Linked DNA regions of Homo sapiens: region 2 is linked to region 1. Evidence: read pairs that join two places in POLR2A ChIA-PET (ENCODE). Cell type or tissue: PC-3. All regions are shown on one strand. Each heading gives the region's core, and the rest is flanking DNA. Links, peaks and the distances in the headings are about the cores only.

Region 1 (2,926 bases), core at 338-2,837:
GTTATTTATTTTAAAGACAGGGTCTTGCTCTGTTGCCCAGGCTCCCAAGTAGCTTAGGACTACAGTCTCATACCTCTATGTCCAGCCAATTTTTTATTTTTATTTTTGTTAATATGTTGCCCAGGCTGGTCTTGAATTCCTGGCCTCAAGTGATCCTCCCCTCACCTCGGCTCCCAACACACTGAGATTACAGGCTTGGGCATCACTGTGCCTGGCCTCAGCTTTATTTGTTCTAAAGGAAATTATGAATAGTAATGGTTATTACATAAGTAATCTCTATGATGTGGGAAACCATTAAGCACCTTTTACATACTCTAAATAAGAATTATGCTTTGGGTTTTTATCATATTTCTAAAATATTTTCTAGCATGAAACATCTAACTTAACATTACACACAAACACATATTCCTATTTATCCTTCCAGACATAATATAGTCACTGTCATTACAAAGCCTTCTTTGTGCTAACTTCTTTGTTCTCTCTTCTCTGCTCCCATGTTACATTTTACCATAATCATTTTCTTGTATCTCTATCCCCCATTAGGCATTGAGCTCATCCTGGGCAGAGAACGGACTCTCTTCACATTTGAATTTTCAGTGCCTACGCTGTTCTTTTTTCTTTTTCTTTCTTTACCTGCATGGTTCTTGACACATAGTAGTAGATGTCCGGTGTGTGTTAGTTGAATGAGTTAATAAATGAAAAAATAAATTACATGTATATAATAGAATATAATTCTAGCACAACGAGACCTCAATTATAATAGAATATAATTCTAGTACAACAACAGTTCAACGAGAGTGGAGAAAAGGATGGAATCATGTGAAGTCTTCCAGATGTGTTAATTATGTTGAACCTAATGCTAAGGATAGCAAAAGTCTTTGAAGAATGGCCAAGAGTGAATTTTGGGAAGTCAAGTTGAATGATTAATAGTCCAGATGAGAATCTGTAATGGCTTGGTGGAGATGGCAGGGATGGAGAGTAACAGAAGTATCGGAGAAATACTTACGATGAAGAATTGATAGCATCTGGTGAGTGGCTGGATACTGGGCTGGGGTAAGAGAGACAGGAAGTCAAAGATGAGAGCACCATTTACCAAGAGAAAGAAGAAAAGGTACAGATTTTAGGGGGGAGAAAACAAAGTTTCAGACATATTGAGTCAGGTACTGGAAAGACATCCATGTGTTACTATGAGGAGGGAACTATTCCTATCCTCCCCTCTTACACACCAGGAAACCTGGGCTGAGGGAGCTTACATAACTTACTAATTGCTTCCCAGACCTGCCTCCAAAGTCCATGTTGTTAACTCCCAGGCCATACAGCATATGATTCTTTGTTTAAGGAAAACACCAATATATTGCAAGCCGAGTTATACTCCTGACTTCTGAGTACTAAATGTGTCTCAACTGAAGCAACTATCCTGGAGGATGAGGCCACTTAACAGCTTCCAAAGCAAGGTGACGGTATTCTTAAGGCCTCCTTCCCACACACTTCTCTGCCAAAATAGATGGCAGCTAAGCCAAAGAGCACTGGAGAAAGACATGGAGCAGAAAAAAAAAGAGAAGATCCTCAGGGCGCTGGTAGAAGTGCAAAGGTCTTGTTCAGGTGAAAGAAAATGTGTAATAAAATTCACCGGTTCAGCTGAACAGGTAATTACAGAGTTAATAAAACAAGGATTCCTGACACAATAGATTCTAACACTGCCATGGGTGTCATAGTCACTAAGTGACTTTTTAGTTTGCTGATCATTGATCCACTAGACACTAACAGCTCCAATCGGATCAATGCAGGATAACATATGAGGAGGACTTTGCATGTTAAAAATCTACTGGAAATTTTACATGAAAGAGTTCATTATCTGGGTAATGTGACCTGTGTCCAAATGATACATGTGGACCATTTGTCAGGTTTTTTAATGGAAAAAAATGAATTTTTTTCTAAAAGCCTAATTATGTGATAAATTCCACTGCCGAGAAATTGAAGCCACTTGGGTGTCATGAATGTGTAAACATGTTAATTCGAGGGCTGTGTTACCTAAAGAAGTATATTTCATTCCACTCTCTTAGCTTCCCTTTCCCCAACGGGGTCATCTCATCCATCTCCTCCATTCCTATGGCCCACCAACACTCTGTTCTTGGGTCTTTCTCTCTTCGTAGCCTGGGCCAGCTTCCATTTTCCCTAAATCCTTCTTTCCTGTGCTCACAGTTCCTTCTAAGAGCTTGTCTCCTAAGGCCAGCATTTAACCCAAGGTCCCTTTGCTATCTTCATTCCCTGGGGCCCTGTTGTCATACAGTTTTATCAGAAGAGAGCAGACAGAGAAGAAAATATACTTATTTCTCATGGAAAGAACTCATATATTGCTTGGTTCTAGAAAGAAAAATGATCTAAAGCAATAATAATAAGCTTGTTTATGGAAACTAGACAAATCAAAAAGAGTTCTGGAAAACATATTTTGTATGTTTGGTTTTAAATACTTTATTGAGATATAATTTACATAAAATACAATTCTTGGCCAGGCGCTATGGCTCATGCCTGGAATCTCAGCATTTTGGGAGGCAGAGGTGGGAGGATTCACCTGAGGTCAGGAGTTTGAGACCAGCATGGTACAACATGGTGAAACGCCGTCTCTACTAAAAATACAAAAATCAGCTGGCTGTGGTGGTGGGCGCCTGTAATTCCAGCTACTTGGGAGGCTGAGGCAGGAGAATCACTTGAACCTGGGAGGCAGAGGTTGCAGTGAGCCGAGATCTGCACTCCAGCCTGGATGACAGGCTGCACTCCAGCCTGGGTGACAGAGTGAGACTCTGTCTCAAAAACAAACAAAAAACAACAACAAAAAATGACACACAAAAAACACAATTCTTTTTAAATGTACAGTTTAATGAATTTTGACAAATATATACATATATATATAGTAGTTGTATAACCA
Region 2 (2,926 bases), core at 427-2,926, 230 kb after region 1:
CAGGCCTGTAATCCCAGCACTTTGGGAGGCCAAGGCGGGTGGATTGCCTGAGGTCAGGAGTTCGAGACCAGCCTGGCCAACATGGTGAAAACCCGTCTCTACTAAAAATACAAAAAATTAGCTGTGCGTGGTGGCAGGCGCCTGCAGTCCCAGCTACTTGGGAGGCTGAGGTAGGAGAATCACTTGAACCTGGGAGGCGGAGGTTGCAGTGAGCTGAGATCGCGCCATTGCACTCCAGCCTGAGCAACAAGAGCAAAACTCTGTATCAAAAACAACAACAACAAAAAAAACAAAACAACAACAACAACAACAACAACAAAAACAAGGCGAGGTGCTGTGGCTCATGCCTGTAATTCCAGCACTTTGGAAGGCCAAGGTGGGTGGATCACCTGAGGTCAGGAGTTTGAGACCAGCCTGACCAGTATGGTGAAACTCTGTCTCTACTAAACATACAAAAATTAGCTGGGCATGGTGGCATGTGCCTGTAGTCCCAGCTACTCGGGAGGCCGAGACAGGAGAATTGCTTGAACCCGGGAAGCCAAGGTTGCAGTGAGCCGAGATCATGCCACTGCACACCAGCCTGGACAAGAGTGAGACTCCATCTCAAAAAAAATAAATAAATAATAATAATAATAATTAATAGATGGCATAGATGTGGAGAAAGTGGAATCCTTGTGAAGTCTTAGTGAGAATGTAAGATGGTTATAGCCATTATGGAAAACACTATGACAGTTCCTCAAAAAATTAAAAATAGCATTTCTATATAATCTAGAAATTCCACTTCTGCGTGTATACCCCAAATAACTGAAAGCTGAGTCTCATGTTCATAGTAACAGCATTCACAATACCAAAAGATGGAAGCAATCCAAGTGTCCATCAGTGGATAAATGGAAAAACAAAATGTGGTATAGCCATACAATGGAATATTATTCAGCCCTAAAAAGGAAGGAAATTCTGACACATACTACAATATGGATGAATCTGGACATTATGCTAAGTAAAATAAGCCAGGCACAAAAGACAAAAACTGTGTGATTCCACTTATATAAGGCACCTAGAATAATCAAATTCACAGAGACAGAAAGTAGCATGGTGGTTTACAGGGACCAGGGGGACCGGTGAATGGGCAGTTGTTGTGTAATGGGTATAGAGCTCCAGTTTTTCAGGATGAAAAGAACTCTGGAGATTGGTTGCACAATAATGTCAATATACTTGACACCACTGAACTGTACATTAAAAATGATTAAGATGGTAAATTTTATGTTTTGTGTATTTAATCACAATTTTAAAAAACATTCGGAGAACATTAGAGAAATTTGATATGGACTGGGTTTTATTGCTAATTTTTTAGGTATGACAATGGCACTGTGGTTATATTGAGCAATGCCCTTATTCTTAGGAGATGTGTGCTGAAAGTCAAGGTTGAGGTACAAGTTATTTTGAAATGCTTGGATGGAAGAATGAGTGCTTGCATAATAACATACAGCCAAACTGGCAAAATGGCAACAATGGATTTCAGGCAGTGGATGTATAGCATTCATTGTACTATTCTTTCAATATTGAGAAAATAAAACCAAGCCACCATATGTGCCAAAAAAAAAAAAAAAAAAGATGTTTCAGTATGAGTCAACTCCGGGTGTCTGCTCCCCGCAAAAAAAGTCAGCAAAACAAAACATGAAAGTAACCATGAGCTGTATTACTAGAAATATATTTTAGTTTTTATTTAAAAAAATTTTTTTTGAGACAGAGACTCACTCTGTTGCCTCAGCTGGAGTGTAGTGGTGCAATCTTGGCTCACTGTAACCTGTGCCTCCTAGGTTCAAATGATTCTCATGCCTCAGCTTCCTGAGTAGCTGGGATTACAGGTGCGTGCCACAGCACCCGGCTAATTTTTGTATTTTTAGTAAAGATGGGGTTTCATCATGTTGGCCAGGCTGGGCTCGAACTCCTGCCCTCAAGTGATCCACCCACCTCGGCCTCCCAAAGTGCTGGAATGACAGGCGTGAGCCACTGCGCCTGACTGCTAGAGATATAATATTTTAGTATGAGCATGGACAGGTTACTTATCCTCTGTAAGTGTCAATTCTATTGGATGTAAATGAGAATTATGATAATACTTTGCTTCTTGGAGTTATGGCAAAAAGTAAATATGGTTAGCCTTGTCATTTAAATCTTGAAGATCTTTACTTTATCTGAAGAGAGAAAACCAAAAAAGTGAATAGATTTGCTGTATCTGTCAGCTATAATATTATACCATCTATGCGAACTGTCCAATCTGTCTCATCTTTACCGTCGTATTCATTCATTTATCTTTTCAACAGTTCATATATACTTACAAGATACATATTTTCCTAGATACTAAGGATACAAAAATGAATAGACGTATTAACAGGTGAAAACAGCAATGTGCTATGTGCCCAGCAGTGGGCTGACCATGGCACAGAGAGAGCAAACAAGGAGAGAGTTTCATGCTGTTTGGAATGGCAGGGAAGGCTTCTGCAAGAAAGTGACATTTGAACTGCATCTGGGATGATAAAGATTTTCTAGACAGAGAATGAGTAGAAGATCATTCAGACAAATGAAAGGACTTATTGGGCTTGGAGCGGTGGCTCACGCCTGTAATCCTAACACTCTGGGAGGCTGAGTCGGACTGATCAGGAGGTCGGAGATCGAGACCATCCTGGCTAACACGGTGAAACCCCGTCTCTACTAAAAATACAAAAAATGAGCCGGGCGTGGTGGCGGGCGCCTGTAGTCCCAGCTACTCGGGAGGCTGAGGCAGGAGATTGGCGTGAACTCGGGAGGCGGAGCTTGCAGTGAGCCGAGATCGCGCCACTGCACTCCAGCCTGGGCAACAGAGTGAAACTCCAACTCAAAAAAAAAAAGAAAAGAACAGAAAGGACTTATTAAAAATCAAGATAGAAAG

Evidence for each region. Peaks named below come from ENCODE experiments on the same cell type or tissue, not always from the same donor. Only the 100,000 strongest peaks of a DNase experiment are listed, where the experiment ranks them.
Region 2: POLR2A ChIA-PET joins it to region 1 with 23 read pairs; 2 of 35 experiments call an interaction of 5 or more read pairs at or near these places.

The regions. Positions count from the first base shown.
Region 1 is chr17:48,277,679-48,280,604 of GRCh38, forward strand. All of the region lies in intron 4 of SKAP1 (src kinase associated phosphoprotein 1), which reads right to left. Among named protein-coding and RNA genes, the nearest start is that of SKAP1-AS2, 15 kb to the right of the region's middle. In PC-3, for the core only: no CTCF peak of the experiment used is centred there; no DNase peak of the experiment used is centred there; H3K27me3 peaks cover 334 bases.
Region 2 is chr17:48,509,630-48,512,555 of GRCh38, forward strand. No RefSeq gene overlaps it. Among named protein-coding and RNA genes, the nearest start is that of HOXB1, 20 kb to the right of the region's middle. In PC-3, for the core only: no CTCF peak of the experiment used is centred there; a DNase peak (open chromatin) is centred at 1,402; H3K27ac peaks cover 1,338 bases.